Linked DNA regions of Homo sapiens: all the other regions are linked to region 1. A link is a contact called in ENCODE Hi-C or POLR2A ChIA-PET data. All regions are on one chromosome and are shown on one strand. Each heading gives the region's core, a stretch centred on a gene start or an enhancer-like site at or near the end of the contact. The rest is flanking DNA. Distances are from core to core; before and after follow the strand shown. Region 1 holds the start of LMF1 (lipase maturation factor 1). Region 2 holds the start of CIAO3 (cytosolic iron-sulfur assembly component 3). Region 3 overlaps CACNA1H (calcium voltage-gated channel subunit alpha1 H).

Region 1 (4,456 bases), core at 1,021-3,520:
GCTGGGCACCAGGCTTAAAATATCCGCTTGACCCAGTGGCTTAAAAGCAGTTCCTTCTGAATTGAACAGAGAATCCCTGCGGAGATCAAAGGAGCCTCAGCTCGTTTGAAAGAGTCTGAGCTGGTTTTATGAAGCTGTGCTCCGGAGGCAAGGCCGCTGGGACTTCCTGCTGTATCTCGGGCTCCCCTGTGGAAGGCCTATTAGAGCCTCACAGCTTCACTTTATCTCTACTTCATCGTTTGCTAAGTGACAGCACCAACATTTAAAATGACTGTTTAATACTGTGGAGGGAAAAGCAACCTGGGAAGAACTACTTTTTAAAATAATTGCAGGCCGGGCATAGTGGCTCACGCTTGTAATCCCAGCACTTTGGGAGGCCCTGAGGTCAGAAGTTCGAGACCAGCCTGGCCAACATGGTGAAACCCTGTCTCTACTAAAAATATTTTTAAAAATTAGTCAGGCATGGTGGTGCGTGCCTATAATCCCAGCTACTCGGAAGGCTGAGGCAGGAGAATCGCTTGAACCCAGGAGACGGAGGTTGCAGTGGGCCGACATGGTGCCGTTGCGCTCCAGCCTGGGCAACAGAGTGAGACTCCGTCTCGAAAAAAATAAATAAATAAAATAAAATAGTTGCTTTAAAGAAAGAGAGAGAGAGACACAGACCCAGTTGAAGCCGATACTGCAATCCCACAGGAAACCTTGTAGTGATGAGCGCGTCTCATCACTTTGCACCAGGAGGTGGAAAGTATCACACAAATGTCACACAAAACGTCGAACTGAGCATCACTCCAGCACAACCAGGCTACCAAACTTCCCGCGACGTGTGTGGCACAAAGGCTGTGCAAAGAAGAACTTCTGCAACCTGACCCTTTCCTTCCACACGTGAGGGAAGCAGACGATGGAAGGAAAGGGAGACGTCCAATGCCCACGGCCTACAACCAACGCGTGGGCAACGCCCGGGGCCAGCAGCTCCGGAGCCCTCTGGGACGGTGACTGCCCACGCGCCCCGCTGGCTGCATCTCGGCCTGGCAGGCTCCCCTCACTTCCATACTCATTTGAGAGCCTCACTTGAGGTTCGTAGCTCCTGACACGTTGGGCTTATGAAACATGTATCCGTGTGATCACATGTCACCGTGATCACAGAACCGTTCTCTTCCAAACCAGTTCTGGGTTGTAGGGACTGGGGAGAGAGGGAGTTGGAATCGCCAGCTGCCCCTGGCCAGGGGATCCAGAGGTTTTGAGCGTGAACTGACTTTTCTCAGAGCTCTGCTCTGTAGGCTGCGCACGCGGGCCCCGCACAGCTGTGGGGTGAAGGGTCTCCGCCAGTGGACCCGGCCAACCACATCCCACAGTGAGGCGCAGGCTTCACTTGCAGATGAGGTTCCGGAGCTGCCCCCAGACCTCCGCTGGGAATCTTCCCGAACGCAGACTGAGCTAGTCGAGAACACTAAAGGAGAAACTCCAGTCTGGCCACCAGCCAGTCACCTTCCCTCAGCCCCTGGGAGACGCGAAGGAGGCTCCCGGGCCGGCTCCTCGGATTTTGGCAGGGGCCGCACGCGGCAGGGATGTGGCGTGCGGGCGTCCAGTTACAGTGGGAACCTTCACCGTCAGCACAGCGCTGTGTCGGGGACAGCAGGAGCGCCTCGCCTCTCCAGGCCGCCCCCCGCCCCGCAGCCAGGACGCAGACCCCCGACCTGCGCACGGACGGGTGACCCTCCACCTGCCCAGCTCTCCTGGGAACTCCTGGGCCAGGGCCCGGGCCGGCCCCGCCTCGCATAGCCCCGAGCCGGTCCTGGCAGGCGCGGCCGTGCAACTTCGGGGCTGCGGGTGGAACCGGGAGCCCAGGAGCCCAGGCCGGAGGCTCGAGGCGGCGACAGGGGTAGGGCCGGGTGCGCTGTCGCCAGCAAGCCTTGTCCTGCCCTGCCCGCCCCGCCTTGCCCGGGCCCCAGCAGGAAGGAGGGCTGCGTGGGGGCGCCGCGGCCGCGAGACCGCGCGGAGGAGTCTCGAGGGAGGGCGGGGGTCGTGGTGCGCGGAGGTGACACTGGCGGATGTCCCGGGCCCGCCCGGCACTCACAGTACACGAAGGCTAGGGCCTTCAGGAGCACGATCCGGGTCAGCCAGAAGGTGCCCGTGTGGAGATGGGCCGGAGAGCCTGCGGGGCCACGCCCCGGCGCGGGCGGCGACTCAGGCTCCGGATCCGAGTACCCAGTCTTCCGCCTCCTCAGCGACTCCGCGGGCGCCGCCATTGTTGGGCTGTCAGGGCGCATGTGCGGGGAGGGCGCACTCCCGGAGGCCCCGCCCATTCTCGGAGGCCCCGCCCATTCTCGGAGGCCCCGCCTCTCCCTGGCCGGCCCTGCCCACGGCCGAAGGCCCCACCCACACCCCGGGAGGCCCCGCTCACAGTCCCGGAGGCACCGCCCCCTCCAGCCGGCCCCGCCCACGCGCGGGAGCGGGTGCCCGGAGCCTGCCTCCTTCGCAGTTCTCGCTGGGCGCTGCTGCGGGTAGGGCGCGGGGCCGGGTACCTGGGAGGTGGTGCGCGTCGCCCGACCCGAGCTCACTGGGGCAGGCACGCGTGCCTTCCGTCAGTCCGAGTTGCAGAGGCCAGGTGCCCTCCCCCAGCCAGGCGCCTTCCCAGCTGTGGTCCTGGGGAAGGTGGGCTGCACAGGCCCTGGCGGTGCTACCACTGCGTGCCCCTGCCTCACAGCTGACACTCACTCTCTGCGGAGGAGGGTGCTAGGGCGATCGTCGCAGCCAGCAAGGGACAGAGTAGGCAGGGCTGTGCCTGGAATGCTCGGGGGACCCTCCCCTTTCTCCCAGCCTGAGCACCCTTCCGCCTTTGCACAACCCAGCTCCTGCCTGCCCTTGGGACTGGACTTCAAGCTGTGGGGGAAGAGGGGGACTCAGGACTCAGGAGGGAAGGGCTAACTGCCCAATGCCCCAAACAGAACATGAAGGAGGACGCCAGCACTCTACACTCTGATGACTGGAGCGGGGTTCTGGAGGCTGATGTGAAGCGGGTGCTAGGAAGGGCTGGGGTCACAGGCATTCCTTAGAGGAAAGAAAGGGCGTGAGGCTAGAGTAGGCATTGGAGACCTAGGGGTTAGTGAATAAACTGTGGGGCACTTAGGTGGAAGTGCAGATTTCTCCTTATTCATTTGTCAGCACTCTTTACGTATGAAAAATCCTGTTCTTTTGTGTATATTGGAAATATTTGTCCTGGTTTTTTGTTTTTGTTTTCATGTATTCTTCTCTTTTGCCTCTCTAGCTTTCCTAGTGTTTTGGCGTATCAATTATCGCCACTGGGTTGGTCAAATGACCCGTCTTTATTGCTTGTTTAATTACCTGTTTAATTATATCTTCACCACCTGCAGTGTGAGCCTTGTGTGGGCAGGGACTGACTGTGGACATCGGGCCCCCAAATCCAGGCCTGACCAGCAGTGGCCCGAGCTTCCTCTCAGCCTCCACCTTCCCTGTGTTGCTGGGGCCGTAGCATACGTGTACATCTTATGGTTTAATTCATTTTTAGTTTCCATTTCTTTTCTATGAAACCCCCCTTAGGAGCCCAGCTGTGAAATGGGACCCTGTTAAAGATGTTGCAACGGGTACGAACACACAAACATCCTCCGCATGCTGGCCCAGCCTCCGGGAGCGTGGTGTGTGCCTGAGGGCTCGGAGCCTTGGGGATCGCAGGAGGCATCGGCCCTGGCTGGCGCCCGGCACCCAAGTCCCTCCACAGAGCCCACGACCCGTACCTCTCCTCGTGACCTGGGGGCCAGCTTAGGAAGGGCCGGCACAGCCCACACTGTTCCCCTCATCTGTGGGGAACAGGGAGCCCCACACCCTGGGACCACGCCTGCAGAGCGGGCCCTGTCTGGGTGCCAGGCCTGCTAGGGGACGGACGGCGAGAGGGACTGCCCTGCGTCAGGTGTGGCCCTGCGCTGTCCTCAGGTGGGGCTGCCCTCACAAGGAGGCTTTGTGCACAGCTTCCCCTCGCTGGGCCGAGCTGCTCTCCCCGCGAAGGGCACAATGGGGCATTGTGCAGAGCAGAAAAGGGCCTCTTGTTCCAGCTTCCAGCGCTCCGGGCTCCGGCTCTGCATTTGCCCAGGGTGGGAGCAGTCAGCGGAAGGGTCTGCTGGGAGCTCCTGTTCTCTCTGAGCTCAAGTTTCCCTCAGGGTCTGCTCTCTTGAGACGCTGACCGCAGGGGTCCCATCCACTGCCCAGAATGGCTCCAGAGCAGGTCACCGGGGGCAGGGCTTGGGCCGGGGAGAGGTGGACCAGCAGCTCTGGTCGTGCCCATTTCAGCCTGAATTTAATCAAAAGTGCACTGGGTTATGATTCAGCCATCAAAAAGAATCCAGGAGCCGGGCGCCTGTCATCCCAGCACTTTGGGAGGCCGAGGCAGGTGGATCACCTGAGGTCAGGAGTTCAAGACCAGCCTGGCCAACATGGTGAAACC
Region 2 (2,653 bases), core at 154-2,653, 230 kb before region 1:
TCGGATCAGCCGGGCAGGAGAGATGGTGGAGCAGCCTCCTGTGCCTTACTTGGTTAATTTGGAAGTAGCTCCCGTCATCTTCAATGCGAATCTTGGCCACGCCACTTCCCGCCCTTTTTTCCACTTTGACAGGCTTGATGCACTCCTAGAGCAGGAAGAGACCCCAAATCAGCCCCTGTGAGTGGGCGGAGGTTCCCTGGGAGGCCAGGCCTCAAGGATGGCTGCCCAGCCGCACAGCCTGAAGGCTCTGCCAGGAGCCATGCACTCAGGGACTGAGGCTGGTCCCACCGTCTTCTTCCTGCCCCACTGCTCTCACCCAGGGATCGGGTTCCCAACATCCTGCGGCACTGAAGTTCCCAGTGTGCAGGAAGGCCAGTGCTAACAGCGCCTGCAAACTACCCACCTGCGGAGACACCACCAACACTGACCTTCACCCTTCACGTGAACAGGGGGCGTGACCACCACAGAGACCAGAGTTGCACTGCCCATCGAGAGGACGTGTGCTTGGATCTGTTTGGAGACCACCTCCTGCTCAGTGCCCGGGAAACAAGTGGATTTCTCTCTCTTCTCCTTGAGAACCCTGGCAGCCCAGAAAGCCGCCTCCCAGCTCATCCCTGCCGGAAGCGCTCCCAGCAGCCCGCCTCTCGCCCTGCTCAGCTCTGGCCCCGCGGGGCTGTTGGACATGGACAGGCAGGTGCACCCAGAAAAGGGCGCCTGCAGCCTCCCGGGTTCAAGGGTAGCTGTCCGGCCCACCAGGGCGACGTTAAGGACAGCTCTACTGAGGAGCCACTGCGGGGCGTCTAGCGGGCCGCCCCTACTGCCCTCAAATGAGGTGGGGTCCCCACCGCACCCGTTTATGCAGATGCAAAGGCTGTGGCTTGGGGGTCCTGAGGCCTGACAAGGCGTCCTGCGCAGGGGAAGGGGAAGAGGCCCCGGCCCGGGCCCCGCCGCCCTCCAGCTGCGACCCAGGGGTCGGGTTAGGGTTAGGGATGTGTGGGAGCCGCCTCTGCTGCCTCCTCTGGGTTGGGCAGGCCGGCGCGAGCCCGCGACCACGGGACCCTCCCACGCAGCCCGCCCGGACACCATGGGGCACAGGAGCGGGTTGGGGGGCGCCGCCCTCCCTGGCCTCAGTTTCCTTGTTGGTAAGAAGCGGGCCTCAGTGTCTGAGGCCCCGCGCCCGGGTCGATAGAGTCCCTGACGGCCCAGACCGGGCTCCCGGGATTCGGATCTCATTCCTCAGGGGAGGAAGTGGGGCGCAGAGCAATTTCCCTCCGCGCGACAGGGCACCGAGCGCAGCCTCGACCCCGCCCGCCCAGGCCGGCCCACCTGAGACGGCCCGATGAAGTCATCCAGGTCCGTCAGCTGCAGCGCCCCGCTGAAGGGCGACGCCATGACGGCCGCACTGCCGCCGCGCGCAGGTGTCGCTAAACGGCGCGAAACGAAGTGGCTGGTTCCGCCACGCTGCCGGAAAGCGCCCCCAGGACGCATGCGCACCTCGTCCCGGGGCCGGCGCCCTCTGCTGACGAGCCCCGGCGCTGCGGCTCCCCGCCCACCTCGCGGGAACCCGGGACCTACCGCTTCGTCCACCTCCCGCGCGCCCCAGGCCCCGGGTTGGGGTGCAGGGGGCGCAGGGGTTGGTCGGGCCAGCGCCGCAGCTCCGGCCCCGGAGTCTCTCCGCCTTCACAAGGAAGCGGAGGGGATCTGGCTCCGTCCATTTCCTCATCCTCTGCGTACCTGCGGACCAGGTGCTCCCGGATGCAACCCAAGAACCCGGAACGCGCCTGGCACACAGGAGGCGCTCAGCTCGTGTTGGGGAATTCAGGCAGGGAAGAAAGCATGGATAGGCACGAGGTCTCCCCTTCCTGGGGAGCCGCTCCCAGGGCCTCCAGCCCCTTTTTCTGTTATCTTGGAGACCAGTCTGGAAAAGTCCATGCCCCTGGGAGACCCTGAAACAGGACCCTGTGGGCCGACTCGCTTTTCGTTTTTTTCTTTTTTTGAGACAGAGTCTCGCTCTGTCGTCCAGGCTGGAGTGCAATGGCGCGATCTCGGCTCACTGCAAGCTCTACCTCCTGGGTTCAAGCGATTCTCCTGCCTCAGCCTCCCGAGTAGCTGGGACTACAGGCGCCCACCACCACGCCCGGCTAATTTTTTGTATTTTTAGTAGAGACGGGGTTTCACCGTGTTAGCCAGGATGGTCTCGAACTCCTGACCTCGTGATCTGCCCGCCTCAGCTTCCCAAAGTGCTGGGATTACAGGCGTGAGCCACCGCGCCCGACCCCGACTCACTTTTTTTTTTTTCTTTTTTGAGACAGAGTCTCACTCTGTTGCCCAGGCTGGAGTGCAGTGGCGCGATCTCGGCTCACTGCAACCTCTGCCGCCTGGGTTCAAGCAATTCTCCTGCCTCAGCTTCCCGAGTAGCTGGGATTACAGTCACCTGCCATTGCATCCGGCTAATGTTTGTAGTTTTAATTAGAGACTGGGTTTCACCATGTTGGCCAGGCTGGTCTTGAACTCCTTACCTAGTGATCCACCCACCTCAGCCTCCCAAAGCGCTGGGATTACGGGCATGAGCCACCGCGCCTGGCCAGTTACATGTATATCTGGCATCATATGGCCAGTTACATGTCTAATGGCCAGTTTTATGGGGACTTTT
Region 3 (4,456 bases), core at 982-3,481, 210 kb after region 1:
AGGGACTCGGGCTGCTGTGGGCTGGGGAGGACGGTCCCATAGCTGGGGGCAGAGCAGGGCAGGCTGGGTGAGGAGGGGGCACCCCAGGTGTCTGAACCCCAGGTCTGTGGAGGCCCGAGGTCTGAAGGGAAATCCCCAGTGGTGGGACTGGAGGTGCCGTGGAGGGTGGGCCTGTGTCCTGGTGTCCCTGGCGTCCCCATACCCCCTCCGAGGCACAGCCACAGTCTCTGGGTCCTGAGCAGGGGCTGCAGTCACAGCCAGGCCGTGGGGGGGCCAGGGAGGAGGGGCTGCTCTCCATAGTGTGTCGGGTGGGGAGTGGCCCACCTGGCCTTGGCTTTCCCGGGGCAGGTAGGGAGGGGCCTGGGCAGGGCGGGGCAGGGAGGGATGAGGTGCAGACTGGGGAGAGTGCAGGGTGTGCAGCGGGGGCTGGGATGCCGCCGAATAGGGGCCTGTGGCTCCCACAGGGAGGCCCCTTAGGTGAAGAGGACCAGAGTGAGGTCAGCCCTGGTCCACAGCCACCCCGCCCTGGACTCCCCGGGCCAGCACCCGACCTGGCCGCCAGCGTGCTGAGGACAGACCTGCTGGGCCGCGTTGGCAGGGGCTCACCCCGTCTTCCCGCAGGAAAGCGCCTTGGCGGGACTGCTTCCGCCAGCTTCCCGGCCAGACCCAAGGGTGGAGCTCCAGGCCACGTTCCCATGGAGGGAGCGCCTGGTCCCCTGGGGTGGTCTCTAATTTGGGCCACGGCAGCTGTGCAGTGGCGCTCAGGCAGTTATTTCTGGCCTGGAGAATTCCAGCTCGGAGCAGGCCCCACAGGCCCGTCCCAGGGGCAGGCGGCCGTCTTCCCCAAGGTCCCCTCCTGGCTGGGTTTCTGCTGCCCACGCCTTTCCCTTCCAAGCCTGGGGGCCCGCAGCACCCTCATATGGGGACCAAGATGGGCAAGGGTGAGGCCAGAGGAGAGGAGCTCTCACCCGGCATGGCCGGCCCCTCCACCTCCCACTCCACTGCCAGGACAAAGCCAGCCTGACCAGGTGGCCCTGACCGGGGACAGCTGCCGAGCCCCCGGCAACGGTGGGAGCTGAGCCAGCGCTTTGACGCCCGCGTCGGCCAGGAGAGTCTGGGGGTCTGCTCCAGTTCCGGCAGAACATCCTGGGTGGTCGTGCCCCCGAGGTCCTTGCCGGTGTGGCTGCACGCTGCCACCAAGTGGCTGGCAGGGCCTCAAGCTTCCCGCAGGCACGGAGAGGAGGGCTGGGATCAGGCACTTTTCCACTCAATTATGCCTTGAAAAGTTCCCAAATCAAGCTCTTTATTAGAGATAAATAGGTATATTAGGTCTCTTTCTAATTAGCATGGCTTTTAAAATTGTGCGCAGTTAGAGGGAGCTGTCCGCGTGTGCTCCAGCTCCGTGGTGGTGCTGCGAGCCAACCTCTCCTTTCATTCCTGGAGGTGGGGGACCCGCCCTCATCTCAGGCCTGAAGAGGGCTGTGTGTGAGTTCTCCACTTGTGTGTGGGGTGAGCCCGGCCCATGCACACAGCTACACACACATCACACACCCACACCCGGACACGCGCCTCAGGTCCCCACACTGCCCTTACACACATGCGCCCCTCACACATGCATGTCCCCTTTGCACACACGCCCCCTCGCACACGCATGCCCCCTCGCACACGCATGCACACAGGCTCACTCTGCTGCCTGTCCCTGGCTGCTGTGTGCTTCCGGCCCTCCCTGTCTCCCCACACAGATGGACACAACGCTCCCCAGGGTGAGAAGTGGCCGCCCAGGTGAGCCTGGTGTTTCCCCGGGCTGTGGCAGGGGCAGGAGCAGGGTCCGTGCCTGAGACAGCGCAGGTGATGTGATTGTTTTGGCCCCTCCGGTGGGTGGCAGGTGGGAGGCTCTGCGGGGTGGAGGAGGCGGGCCTCAGCCCACCTGGGTGCAGCCTGGCGGACATAGAGGCGGAGGCCAGGGCCGCTCTCTGTGGGGCCAGAGTCTCCCGAGGCCATTGCTCAGGGAGGAGCTCTGTTGAGATGGAATGTTCCGGCAGCCGGGAGTGAGCCGTCCACTCATGCATCAGTGATTTCAATCCCCCAGGTGGTGGCCTGTGGTGGGTGTGGGCTCCCCGCACCCCTGCGCTGGGGGCGGTGCTCTCCCACGGGCAGCCCAGCCCCCGTGCCCTCCTGTGACCCGCGGCGCCGGCTGGAGACAAACACTCCATGTTTGGCTGCTGCCCGGGCTCCCCACCCCCAACTGCCCGTGTGAGTCACGCAAGTCCAGGCGGCTGGCTCCGGCCACGTTCCCCTGGCCAGGCCCCTGGGGAGAGGGGCTCCCACATCGGGGGCCTGGCTGGGGTGAAAGCTCTGGGCAGGCTGCACATTGAGACTCAGAGCAGACTGGGGGTTGGCTGGGAGAGGCCAGGGTTGAGGACCAGGACAGAGGCCAGGAGAGCTCGCAGCCCCCCGACGAGGCTGTCAGTCACTGTGGCGGGGACCCCCACCCTGGCCCTCCTCTGACGTTGCCCAGACCCTCTGTTCCCTGCCTGGGATGGGGTGCAGGTGACCTCTCTGGAGCTGAGTCCTGAGTCCTGGGCCCAACCTGAGAGCTCCCCAGGTCAGGAGTCGGCCACAGGGTCCATGGGCACTGCAGGTTCTCAGGAGGGCAAGCCCACCTGTCCCATCTCTGGACAACTGGGTTTCCAGGGCTGGTACAGGTACCTGTGAAGGAGGTCTGGGCCCCACCCACCACCCCCGCCCCCACCCTCTGTGACCCGACACCCCCAGCAGCAGGGACTGGGGTGGGACACGGTGGGGCCCCAGGTGGCGGTTTCCAGGAAGTTCTGTGTCAGGCATGGAGCCCTGGAACCCGGTACCCTCCACCCCCGTGCGGCTGTGGGAATCCTGGGGCTGCCCTCGGGATCTGGCCTCTGGGACCCCTGACGGGTTCTATTGCGTCTGATGGCGCCGCGTTCCCCCAGTTTTCCCCCAGCACAGAGGGGTTCTTAGGACCTCACCCCTTCCTGAGTTAAAACCCTGCGGTGGCTTCTCCCGAGGAAGGAGACGGGCGTGGGGGCCGCCCTCAGCGTGGAGCCGGGAATCCCTCCTGGCCCCTCCCCCCAGCCCTGACCGGGCTTCCTCCTCCCTTGTCTCCATGGCAGCGGCCTCCGGGGAAGGAAGAGAAACCTCCTTCAGTCAGCGCATCCCCGGCAACCCTGATCCTGGATCGTGTGGCTGCCTTGCCCTCCCCCTTCCCACCCAGTTCCCTCCCGCTAAGAGGCCCCGCTGGAGAACAGGACACGTGCCTGTCGTGGCATTGGGGTCGGGGGTCCGGGGGAGGCGCCGCACTCAGGGCAGGCTCTGGAGCTCCCCGGGCACCGTCCCGTCCTGCAGGTTTGATGTACTTTCTGTCATCTACCCTGTGAGGCTGGGGGGCGGCCCTGGGGGGAGCGTGCAAGAGCACATGCGTATACACGGGTGAGCACGTGACCTGGCGTGTTGCTCCCCCAGTGGGGTCTGTCCCGTCCCACCTGCTGGGAGACTCCAAAGTCTGCAAACATCTGGCTCCAGAATTTCGCCACTGCAGAGGGAGACTGAATTAATTCCCTCCTGGATCGGTTAATTAACGACAGGTGCCCTGGAGCCGTGTCCATGCCGCCTGGGGAAGGTGCGTCTGCCTCGGCAGCTGTGGCTGCCCCGGTGCTTCATCGGATGCCAGGGACAGAAGAGTCAAGGCCAGCCGGGCTGTGCCTGGCCCATCAGGCCTAGGTGGAGCTGGTAGGGGAGATGGGACACCAGCCCATTGCACAGGGTGTAGGCGGGACTGCTCTAGACCCCAGGGCATCACTCCTGCCCACAGGGGGCTTCCGGTGCTTCAGGAATGGTCAGGCCCAGCCTGCCGCATGCATGGGGCCCCTCCCCGAGCCCTGAGACCAGGGAGCAGACCCTGGCCAAAGCTTCCCCTGCAGCAAGCACTGAGTCCTTGAAAGCTTTGGGCCTTACTGCCCGAGGCAGAGGCCAGAGGCCGGACTGTGGAGGCCGGCAAGCGTGGGACCGAGGCTCAGGGGTGAATGGGGCCAGCAGCCCCAGAGGACTCCAGGCGGCTTGGCCTGGGCACCTGCACACAGCAGCTGTCCTGTCTTTGAGAGGCATCCGTGGGGAGGGCTCATCACCTGCCGGCCTGGGCTGCTCGTTTCCCGGCCCTCACCCTCATCCTCTGTGAGCCTGGGAGGAGGCACGGATGCCGCATCAGCCTCCAGGCATCCCTGCCCTCTCGTAGGCATCCAGGCCCCCTGGTGGAAGGCAGGTCTCAAGGGGCTGGAGGGTGCCAGGAGTTGTCACGTGGCCGGGTGGGTCTGGGGCATGTGAGGGCCTTCTGCTCAGCGAGAGTGGAGGCCACGTGGCAGGAGGAGGAGACACCCCCACCAACCTATGCCTGCCCATGTGCCGGGTCTCAATTCCTGGTCCA

What was found. Hi-C counts contacts between places; a loop is a spot of excess contacts on that map. ChIA-PET counts read pairs that join two places held with the same protein, here RNA polymerase II (POLR2A). Pooled maps may share reads with other maps.
Region 2: a loop to region 1 is called in a map of naive thymus-derived CD4-positive, alpha-beta T cell, with 9 times the contacts of the local background. The contact joins the promoter of CIAO3 here to the promoter of LMF1 in region 1. A Hi-C loop is called at or near these places in 1 of 168 maps with a recorded cell type or tissue (naive thymus-derived CD4-positive, alpha-beta T cell), 4 of 37 single-sample maps with no recorded cell type and 10 of 50 pooled maps. POLR2A ChIA-PET finds 5 or more read pairs at or near these places in 3 of 52 experiments (IMR-90, activated CD4-positive, alpha-beta T cell and activated T-cell).
Region 3: a map of ascending aorta shows a loop between it and region 1 (2.9-fold over the local background). The contact joins the enhancer-like site here to the promoter of LMF1 in region 1. A Hi-C loop is called at or near these places in 1 of 168 maps with a recorded cell type or tissue (ascending aorta) and 2 of 50 pooled maps. POLR2A ChIA-PET finds 5 or more read pairs at or near these places in 3 of 52 experiments (A673, BJ and K562).

Annotation. Positions count from the first base shown.
Region 1 is chr16:968,714-973,169 of GRCh38, forward strand. LMF1 (lipase maturation factor 1) reads right to left here and starts at 2,271. Exons shown (of 11, transcript NM_022773.4): 1 at 2,075-2,271. The coding sequence starts at 2,267. RefSeq lists enhancers at 476-1,467, 3,450-4,440 and a silencer at 1,513-2,682.
Region 2 is chr16:739,594-742,246 of GRCh38, forward strand. CIAO3 (cytosolic iron-sulfur assembly component 3) reads right to left here and starts at 1,404. Exons shown (of 11, transcript NM_022493.3): 1 at 1,327-1,404; 2 at 50-145. The coding sequence starts at 1,392. RefSeq lists silencers at 730-1,029, 1,400-1,459, 1,530-1,809 and an enhancer at 951-1,546.
Region 3 is chr16:1,180,309-1,184,764 of GRCh38, forward strand. All of the region lies in intron 2 of CACNA1H (calcium voltage-gated channel subunit alpha1 H), which reads left to right. Among named protein-coding and RNA genes, the nearest start is that of CACNA1H, 29 kb to the left of the region's middle. Within about 2 kb of position 2,232, at least 13 of the 41 ENCODE cell types and tissues checked have a DNase peak (open chromatin) inside an H3K27ac peak, as active enhancers do.